Regions from separate parts of the Mus musculus genome. Here region 1 is linked to region 2. Evidence: chromatin loops called from intact Hi-C (ENCODE). Cell type or tissue: left cerebral cortex. All regions are shown on one strand. Each heading gives the region's core, and the rest is flanking DNA. Links, peaks and the distances in the headings are about the cores only. Region 1 has its middle 31 kb from the start of Gm39084. Region 2 holds the start of Tnrc6a (trinucleotide repeat containing 6a).

Region 1 (5,382 bases), core at 280-5,279, 56 kb before region 2:
CAATTTCCATTAGATGTATTATGTATTATCTAACATAGGTGTGTTCTGCTCCTGCTGTAGATGTAGAATTATCTACACTTATATTCTCAGTTGAAGAGGTATCACACACCCCCGTTGTTCTAGATGTATGGTCACATCTTCCCATTGGTGATTTAAATACCCAGTGAGCTTTTACTTTTGTTTTTAAAATATTTTATTATTTATTTATTTTACATCCACACCATAGTTTCCCCCTTCCTCTTCTCTTCCCAGGTCCTCCCTCCCCACTTCCACTCTTCTCTTTCTCTTCAGTAAAGGTCAGGCCTCCCATGGATATCAACCAGCCATGGCATATGAAGTTGCAGTAAGACTAGGTACCTCCTCTCCTATTGAGGCTAGACAAGGCAATCCAGTAGGAGGAAAGGGTCCCAAAGGCAGGCAACAGCATCAGAGGCAGCTCCTGCTCCCATTGTTAGGAGTCCCACAAAAAGCCCAGAACTTTTATCCTCTAATATGCATTCCCTCCATAGCGATCTTTGTCACAATTGTTTGGCATTGAATCAGAAGCTTGTCCATTTCAGTGGCTTTAAAACTGTTTTTGACCAAACGGTGTCAAGCCACTGTCTCTGAATTGTGAGTTTGGGGAGCAAAGGCAGCTATATACACTGAAAAATAACTCAAAGTGTGTAACTACCAGCAGTACATTCTTCAAATTTTTCTTGTAGCTTTTGCAGGAAATTAACATAGTGTTAGTGACTACCACTGAAAATATTTTGTATTTAGCTTCATTTTTAAAAAGATTTATTTATCTATTTTAGGTATATGGGCATTTTGTCCTCATGTCTGACTGTATGGTGTCTGTGGAGGAAAAAAGAGGGTATGGGATCCCCAGACCTGTTACAGACAATCATGAGCTGCCTGTGGGTTCTGGGAGTCTGGGTCATCAGGAAGAGTAACTAGTGCTCTTAACCACTGAGCCATCTCTTCAGCCCTGGATCTGTGTTTGAAAGTGCATAAAATCGTAGTTACAGGTTAGCATCATGAAAAGTTAGATTATAATATAAATTCCAATTCCTTCCTAGATAGGGCAAAAGTGTGTTTTTCTTTCCCTGTGAACTTCAGGTTTATCTTCATATACACTGTGATGATGATGTAATGGTGAAAAAAACAAAACAGAGATCACCGTCACTTTCTGTCTTTGACTACCAAGTTCCTGGCAAAGCACGTAGTTTTGTTTGAATTGGGACCGACGGTCTTGTGAGTCTTTGTGAAGTCATGCACAATTTAGGCAACAAACGTTGGCATAGCCCCAGCCTCCCCGTGTTCACAGCCTTGAATCTTTCACAGGTTCCACACACTGGTGGTGATTCACTGCACTGTACATACAACACTGAGACATTTTAGCAACTTGTCCATGACACTTGCGAGTCTGCTCCTGAACGCCCGCTGCGCAGATATTTTGAGTCTGTCTCATACGGTGGAACGAAGCAATAGAGGGAAACATCACTTCTCCTCCGGTTTGGAGATCCCGATGAGTCTGCATTTCTGGAGCGCCATCTGGCATGGCAGGAACAAAATTCTCATAGCTAGCCGAAAACTCTTCAATGCCAAATGTAAAAGATCACAACAATCCCTTCCACAATTGTGAGTTGGCAGCGCTTCTTGATAAATTTGGAAGGCATTTACAGTGACTATATCCAACTTTAACTGGGCGGTGTCTTGGTTTCTTTTCTGTTGCTGTGATTTTAAAACAAAACAAAACAAAAAAAGAAACAAAAATCAGGTGGGGAAAAAAAGCCATTTAAGGGAGAAAGGAGTGCTTTCGGCTCACAGTTCGTGGTCCGTCAGGGTGGAAGTCGTGGCCATGGGAAGTTAAGGCAGCTGGGCAAGTTATGTCCACAGTTAGAAGACAGTGATGAAAGCCACACTAGGGATCAAAGCATAAGGTCACCCTATCATCAGCAAAGGATCCCTTGTCCCGGCAATGGCCCCACCCACAGCTAAGATGCGCTTCCCATTATCAGTAATCAAGGTGATCCCGCCACAGTGGTGACCAGTGGCTCATCTCCCTGGTGATTCTACATTCTGTCGAGCTGTGGCTAATTAACACTAATGGCCATTAGCAGCATCTTAATGACACGGTTCAGCTAAAAATGTACTGATGTTTCACCTCTTTAATTAATTTAACTTTGATACGTTCTTTTATTCTACAGGAAACTATCTGTTGGCCTTTTCAACATTGTTCACGCTCCTCTGTGGGGGTGGCCATAGAGGCTGGGCTGATTTTCATCCCCACAAACAAAATCTAAGGGTTCCTCCCCTCAACCCTAGCATTTAAGATTTTAAAAAATTGAATAAAGCTAAAATGACTCACCACACTCATATTTGAAGTGCTGAAGGGCAATGTGTGGCCACTCTATGCCCAGGGAGGCTCTGGTCCCCGGAGATAACCACACGGGGACCGGTTCTCTGCTCAGTGTCTAAGTAGGTGCCCAGAGAGGTTGGTGGGAGGGATATCCTGCAATGTCCTTGACAGCAGCCACTGACCAGAGCAACTCATATAGCCCTGACCTCACCTGACGATGCCAAAGCAATCAAACAATAGTAACGTCCGCCATGTATCTATTCTGAGGACCTTTAGGCCAGATTTAAAAATAGACACACAGCTAGATCAAAGATGTATTATTATATTACTAGGGGGATGGAGGAAAATCAAGTTGTACCATGTGACAATTTTTTTAATACTGTACTTTTAAGATGAAGGCTAGATGGGATCTGGAGAAATGGCTTGGTGGTTTAGAGCACAGTTTGTTCTTCCAGAGTACCTGGCTTCCATTCCCAGCACTCACATGGTGGCTTACAGCCACAATAACTCTGGTTTAAGGGGAACTGATGCCCTCTTCTGGCCTTCTTGGGCACTGCATACAGAAGGTACACAGACATATATTGTAGGCAAAACACATATAAAATAAAAATAAGCCTTCTAAAAAGCAAATGATAAGTCATTAATAGGTAGCAGACACGTAGATAAACAGGACACAGCCAGGATACCTGGATCTATTGATGTGAGGTCAGAAGTTCAATCCTCCAACTTAAAAAGCCTGTGTGGCTATGAATGACGGTCATCTTAGCAAGCAGGATTTGCTGACCAGGCTGCCACACTGAATTGATGAATTCTCCATTCAGTGAAGGATCCTGTCTAAATAAATTGAGTGATGTGCAGTTGAGCCAGGAAGACATCTGATGTCAATATTCTCATTCGTTAGTTAATTAGTTAGCTAGTTTTTGTCTACTTGACACAGCTAGAGTTATCTGAGAAGAGGGAGAAAATGAGAAAAAGTTCCTATCAGACTGGCCTGTAGGTGACTCAGTGGAGCATCTCCTTGATTACTGATGTAATCAAGATGTGGGACGATGTGGGGGAAATGTGGGAAGGCCCCTGGGGTAGCCCTGAGTGATGTAAGGGAGCAGGGTAAGCAAGCCATGAGGACCAAGCCAGTGAGAAAGGGTTCTTTCATAGTCTCTGCTTCGGGTCCTGCCCCTAGAGTTTGGTTCCCCTCAGATAATGTACTGCCACAGGGATATGTAAGCTGAATAAACCTTTCCTTTTCAAGTTGCTTTTGGTTATGGTTTTTTACCACAACAATAAAAAACAAACTTGGGGGTCAACCTCTGGCCTCTGCACTGGACACATGCACGTGTGTACAATGACCCAAACACTTGATGCACACACATGTGCACACATGCACACACACACACACACACATACACACACTCAGGGGTGGCTACCTCTGTACTTCCCTGGAGGGAGAAAGATAACTCAGATCAACCTGGGTTTGATAAGAAGTTGAGCCTTCAAGTAGTCCTCACATAATTAAAACTAACTTAGAAGAAGAAAGAACTTAAGGAAGGGGAAGTCATGACAGAAGCAGAAAGATAAACAAAGAACCCAATTAAATAGAATTAATTGCAGCACACATTATAAGGTGGCTAAATAAGTTATCACATGGCACAATATTTAATGCGAATGTCAAAAGTAATTCTTCAAGGAGAAGATATACAAATTACATGGTGGCCTCTCTATAAGCTGAAAATGGGAAATGCCAGGCAGTGATCAAAACTAATTTACGAAGCTTTTTGCCTCCGGAGCTTGGCTAGCGGCCAGAGAACACATCCCAGGCTGCTGCTGTTGCAGAGGCTTCAGCCACAGGACCGTTGGCATCCATCCTCCTGCTCAGCGTTTCCCAGCCTGCACAGCGGTTGTTCCCAGTTCTTCTTGCAGGCTCAGACCCTCTGTTCCTTTTCTTCCTTCAGCCTTCTCTTTTTACATGGCTTAAATGTATGTGTGGATAAATGGTAATTGGGGAACAATGCCTAACCAGCACAGCCTTGCTTTGGGCTGGGGCTAGAGGCGGGGAAATGGCTAATGAAGCCTATAGGACATGCATGGATGCATCTAATTCTGAATTCAAACCCCAAATTACCCTAACCCCTCCTGACACTGAATAAATAAATTAGTCAAGAACGATAATTAAATTAGAAGAGGCCAGAGAATCATCATGAACTCCATTGAAAAGCACCCTGAACTCAGAGCTTCTCAGAAGTGTTTGCTGGGTTGAAAACACAACATCCTCAGTCAGGAACTGTGGGTGTGTGTCTGAGAATAAGGCAAAAATGGACAGGTTATTAAAAATAGAACATTGTCAGCACAAGGACAGTATGATTCATGCTGCAAATGACAGGCAGAGGCTGTTGACCTCAGGAAGGACGAAATGCCACCCAGTGGAACAGCACAGACAAAGCCTGGCAGAGTAGATCCTTTCAAAGCTTGCTGTGTCGTGCTTCCGGGCCTGCCTAATGCAAAGCAAACCAGAGGTGCACAGAGAAGAGACAAAGGATGCCTAAAATAACCGGAATACAAAGTAAAAGAAACAGAGCAGTAGCCTTAGCTGGGGAGGGAAGAGGACAGGAACACAAAGCATTCTAGACAGAGTATTGTTTCACTGTGCAGAATAACACTCACACACACACACACACACACACACACACACACACACACACACACACACGACCAGTATAGTAACACTCACAGATAACTGAAGCACTGAAGGAGAGATAGGAGAAATAGATATTGGGCTGACGAAATGGCACAGCGAGTAAAGGTGCTTGCTGCCAAGGCCGACAACCTGAGTTCAGTCCTTGGAACCCGCAAGAGGGAAGGAGAGAACCAATTCCCACGAGTTGTCCCCTGACCACCACGCGTGTGCCATGGTATACAAGCCCACATGAAGACACACAGGGATACACAAATAAATAAATAAAAATATCTTTCGAATAGATATTGTCCAGGAAAGTGCAGTTCTGTCTCTAAGCCTCTTTACCGTAACCAACACCCGTTTCTGC
Region 2 (5,382 bases), core at 267-5,266:
GAGCGGTGTCAGTGAGAAAAGAAAGGAAGAAAAACCTAAGAAGATACTTCCAAAGTGAAACGTCCTGCCTTAAAGCTAACCTTTAGGTCTCTAGTTGGAACAGTTTAAGGACTGGTCCTGTTACTACTCAGCGGTCTTTTGGCTCCATTACAACATGCTTTCTATGTTTTCCCCTCTCCCATCTTGATGATTTCATCAGTGTAGTATCAGACTTCCTTCGGGTGCACGCCTTGGCTCTTTGATGATAGCACAGAGATGTCCATTAATGAAGCACACAGCTGGGATCTGTCTCTGCAGCTTCAATCAGCTGCACGCAGAAAACCTGTAGGACAACACTGCATCTGTGCTGGCTGGCCACAGACTTCCTTGTCATTCTTCCCCTGTTCTCTGCTCTAGAGCAATGGTGTGTGCAGCGTGATTAGTTTAGTGTGAGGTGTAACTCACTAGACCCTGGTATGCCAGTCTCTGTGTGGGACATAGACCTCTACATGTAATGTAGTCTTCTGAGCATTTACACACTGAATGGCATTGTTACTTTCTCCTTTACAGTGTGTGTGTATACATATATATTTGAAATGATATTTGGTAGAATGATTATATATAGTGGATTCGATTATCAGTGATCACTATTTTGGGATGGCAATGGATTGTATCGATGCACAAACCCACACACACACATATAATCTTAATCACTTATTGCTTACATGACTTTGGGAAAATTAATCACACCTGTTGGCACAGGGGGTGTGTAATACTCCTACCTCAGTGGGAGGTACAAAGACAACAATTAGTGTCTAATTAATCTTTGTATAAGGTACTTAGAATAGTTTGGGATAACATTCACTACGCACTGGAGAAATCCTAATTAGATGAAGTAAATACACTCTTTCCAGTAAAGTATCTACGTGTTCATGTGTCCAAGTTCTTTCTATTTATTAATGTGTAGACTTTCTAAAGTTTAAAGATAAAGGATGGGGATATCGGTCAGTGGTATAGTGTTTACTTAGCAGACATTTTTGCTATACTCAGCATTGCAAAAAATTATTTACGTGTATGAGTGTTTTGCCAGTGTATATATATATATCATATACGTGCCAGGTGCTGAGGAGGCCAGAAGACATTGGGTATCCTGGAACTTGAGTTATAGACAGTTGTAAACCACCATGTGGGTGTTGGGAACTGAACTTAGATTCTCTGGAAGAGCGGCCAGTGCTCTTCTGACTACTGAGCTCTTTTTTACAGCCTCAGTTGTGGTTTTGATAGAGGAAAAAGTAATCATTACCTTCCAAAATTATAATTTGTGAATTAGTCTAATCACTTAACCTTGGTAAGGCAAGGAATATAGAGTAGAGAAGATGGGTGTTGAGGTAATCACAGGAATTGGGCAGAAACAAAGGCAAAACATTATAGGAAAGATTCTGTCTTAATTTGCCTTCTATCACTGTGATGAACACCATACTGACAAGCAAATTGGGGAGGAGAGGGTTTATCAGCTTACAGTTCATAGTTCATCATATAGGAAAATCAGAGCAGGAACTCAAGGCAAGAACCTAGAGGCAGAAACTAAAGCAGAGACATAGAGGAGTGTGCTGCTTACTGGCTTGCTCCCCATGGCTTGTAGCATGCTTTCTCATACAACCTGGGATGGCCTCTAAAGAGCTTCCATATCAACTATTAATCAAGAAAATGCCTATAGAGTTGCCTACAGCAATTTGATGGGGGCATTTTCTCAGATGACTCCATCTTGTATCAGTTTAACAAAGAACCTAACCAAAGTTGATCCTGTGTGTGTGTGTGTGTGTGTGTGTGTGTGTGTGTGTGTGTGTGTTATAGATCACTAGAACTCAGGAGAGAGAGATAGGCAGATTTCTGAGTTTGAGTCCAGTCTGGCCTACATAGGCTAGCCAAGGATATAGAGTAAGACCCCCATCTCAAATAAATTAAAATGTAAAAATTACTAGCATTTATTTGTTATTCTTCATTTTGCAATTTGTAATTTTTTTCCAAAAAATGTTTATAGGGTGTTCATAAAATTAAGAACACCAAAAGAAGAAAAATGCAAAACAGACGTTAACATGCTGGCTAGTTCCTTTCTGGGCATTCATCCACTCATTAGCTAACTACAACACACATTTCTCCTAGAGCAGAAGCAGACAATCACAGAGCTTGTTTCATGGGAGAGACTGGAGCAGGTTTAAACCAGTTAAAGGACTTAGAATAGAAAAGGGCAAAAGAAGGTTGTCTGCAGAGCGAGTTTTCTGAGAAAGTAAAAGGGAGTAGATTTTAAGTAGAGGAGAAATGTGCAGATTACTAGCATTATATGCACCGAATATGTATGTACCTATGTGCATTATAATATCTTAATGCATTATATTGCAGCATCCCCCTTTGGGTATGTATCTTATTGTATTTACAATCAGGTATGTGTCTATATTGTAATTTAAGAAAATAATTGTAATAATTGTATCTTCATGTATTATATTACTGTATCTTATTTTATCTACATGTAGACTTACATACTTTACCTACAGACATGTATCTTACAGTGTTCACATGTAAGAATTTTTGGGTGTTCACATGTCTTTCTGAGAACTAGTATGGCATCTGCGTTTCCATTCTTTTATTGTAACCAAGACCCCAGGTATTGCAAGTAGCTGCGTTTAATGCCACCTCATAGCATTAGATGTCGTAGCTGGCTACAGTTATTCAACCTTTCCTGTGCATTTGAGTTAATATCTTGATTGTGAAGTACTTAAAAGTGATACCCAAATGGTTATTTCTTGAGCAGAGAAATTCGTGCAAGTGGAATTGCTGAGTCAAGGGTGTGTAAAAATTTGAGGCACAAAAATAAAAAAAATGAAACTTCTGGGATGCATTCTTCACCTGGGAAGAGGCACAAATCGAGAGGTTAAATAAATGTGGCTGAAGGTCAAAAGTAATTAGATGTGGGTGAATTTAAAAAACGGCGCGGGCTAGTCTGGCAGCGGCAGGGGTGGAATTTGCGGTTTGCTGGATTTTTTTTTTTTTTTTTTTTTTAAAGGCGTGTTTCTGTAAGGGAGGGGCCGGGCCGAGGGGAAGGAAACTTGTGTCGCAGTAAAGAAGGAGGAGGGGATGGTCCGAGGCAAGCCCGAGCCAGCCTCGGCGAAAAAGGCCGCGCTCCGCTCTTGCCAGGCCCCAGAGCCGCTCGTGGGGAACCTCGGAGTTCCCCGACAGCTCCGGCGAAGTCCTGGACGCGTCAGACAGTTGTCAAGTGGCTGCCTCGTCCGGCAGGCCTAGTTGCTAGGACCTCCATCTTGGGGCTCCCGGGCCACGGCGCCCCCGGAAGGGGTTGCGAGTGGGGCATTCACTTCCGGTCTGGGGCCTGCGGCGGCAGCGGTGGCGGCGGCGGCGGCGGCGGCAGCGGGACGGTGTAGAAAATGGCGCTGGTGCAGCGGCTCGGGCCTGTCCCCGCGGCGCTGCGGAGGGCTTGAGGCTCGCGAGCCTCGTTCCCCGCGCCTCACGCGCTAGTGCACTTTACACACATGAGGTGAGCGGACCGGAGGGGAGGCTCGCTCGGGGGGCCAGGAGCCAGCCTCCGGCGCTGCCGCAGGACCCCCTCGGGCTGATGGGCGGCGGCGCGGGGCAGTCCCCGGGGGGACGCGGGCGTGGGCGGGAGTCCCGGGCGGTCCGGGAAGCTTGGTCCGGCGCGGGCTACGGCTCTGGGCTCGGTCGCCCTGGGCTCGGCGGCCCGCAGCGCTGCAGCCCGCAGCCCCGCCCCTCCCCCACCGCGCGGGCGCTCTGCCGCAGCAGCTCCGTTTTCACGCGCATCCCCTCCCCCCGTTTTTTTTTTTTTTTTGTGTTTGTTTTTGTTTGCTATTTCAGAGAATTGGAAGCTAAAGCTACCAAAGACGTAGAGAGAAATCTTAGCAGGTAAGATGGGCGAGCCTTCGGTCTCCCGCCCCTTTATAATCGTGTGTTTCCACTCTGCTTCGCTCTTCCTGGGTTTACGGACCCCCCCCCCCCAACCTCCACCCCCACCCCCCAACCCCGTGTCATTTGCTTTCGCACTCACGGAACAGACATTCGGGAGAAACGGCCTCAGGGAATATTGCATGGGGGGGGCATTGCAGGGAGACGCGTAATTACGAGTGTGTTCGTTCTTAAAAAGAAAAGCAAAAGGCAGTTCTTGTAAACTTAGTTAAAGCATTCTCACCCTTTTAGAATTTAATTAGGGGACTTGTGCATTAATTACTATTGTAAATGGTTGCAGGCATTGTGTGACTCATGATTGAGGCGGCCCTTATGGCGGGCTGTCAAACTGTTTTGGCTTCCCCGTTATTACTTTGTAGCTAAATTGTTGCCTTTATAAAAAGATACTATGTGTTCACATTTTTTCCTCTCTGTCTCTGCACATTGTAGTCAGGCGGATTCTGTTGCATTGGAAACAGTTTTGTCCTTGAACTTCATGAAGCATAAACTGCGTTTTGTTTTCCTTTGAAACTACATTTTAGTCTGTGTTCAGTGTGTGCTCTTTTTATCAGTTGGGAAAGTAATTAAAAATTGTTACCAGTAAGTGATTATCACTTCTGCTGGGTCTGAGTGCTTTTGCACTGGTAACTGGTAAGCATCAAATACTACCTCAAAAGAGAAGTGGGGTTTTTTTTTGTTTGTTTGTTTGGTTAGGTTTTGTTTGTTTGTTTGTTTTTTTGTCTCCTACCCCGAAGTAATGCATTTCTGGAAAACGTTTAGTTCTATTGAGCTGTAATTTCTAAATTATCAGAGAATTGTACTATACTTGACCCGTTTTCAGATCCACGTTTAAACAGACTTTTCCTTTACCTATTTGTTTTTGCATCATATTTAGACACTCAGAAACTTACAGATTAATACAGTAAAAACAACTTCCATTTGTTTTAGGTCTTAATATGGCTTACGTTTGTTTACTGGAAGTTCTAGGCTTATGTTGGGGTTATTAGCACACTTGTAATTGCACAAGTATTTTTCACCATGTAGAATTAATTGTTCCAAATTTCTGGCTTTTTGATTTTATAAATGTTAATCTGTTGGGGTGACTGTTACAGAATCTGTTCTCTTGGCAAAGAAACAGTATTGGCTTACCCATTAAGGGGTTTTTCTGGAACTCTAAATAATTATGGAATCATTTAAAGGGACCTTAAGAGCTGATACCAGTGGCTAAATGTCAGCTGGATGTTTAAACAAGTTATATTGTGAAAAGCAGGAAAGAAAGAATAAGATACAGAACCGAACGAAATAGATTGAATTATTGAGATGTAATTTTTAGTAATAGTATAGGTTTTGGATCTTTTTCTCCTTTCAATTTTTCTGTGAGGGTACCTAGAATTTAGGTAAACATTGTAACACAAGCATGATTTTCCACTTCAT

What was found. Peaks named below come from ENCODE experiments on the same cell type or tissue, not always from the same donor. Only the 100,000 strongest peaks of a DNase experiment are listed, where the experiment ranks them.
Region 1: a loop joins it to region 2, with 3 times the contacts of the local background. A loop is called at or near these places in 5 of 42 quality-filtered maps.

What each region holds. Positions count from the first base shown.
Region 1 is chr7:123,064,714-123,070,095 of GRCm38, forward strand. It overlaps a transcript of Tnrc6a not described here. Among named protein-coding and RNA genes, the nearest start is that of Gm39084, 31 kb to the right of the region's middle. In left cerebral cortex, for the core only: CTCF peaks have their summits at 1,386 and 2,890 (motif pointing left); DNase peaks (open chromatin) are centred at 1,431, 4,185 and 4,715.
Region 2 is chr7:123,120,807-123,126,188 of GRCm38, forward strand. It overlaps Tnrc6a (trinucleotide repeat containing 6a), which reads left to right and starts at 3,079. Exons shown (of 24, transcript NM_144925.3): 1 at 3,079-3,526; 2 at 3,862-3,909. The coding sequence starts at 3,522. In left cerebral cortex, for the core only: no CTCF peak of the experiment used is centred there; DNase peaks (open chromatin) are centred at 3,122, 3,282 and 4,281; H3K4me3 peaks cover 2,569 bases; H3K27ac peaks cover 1,676 bases.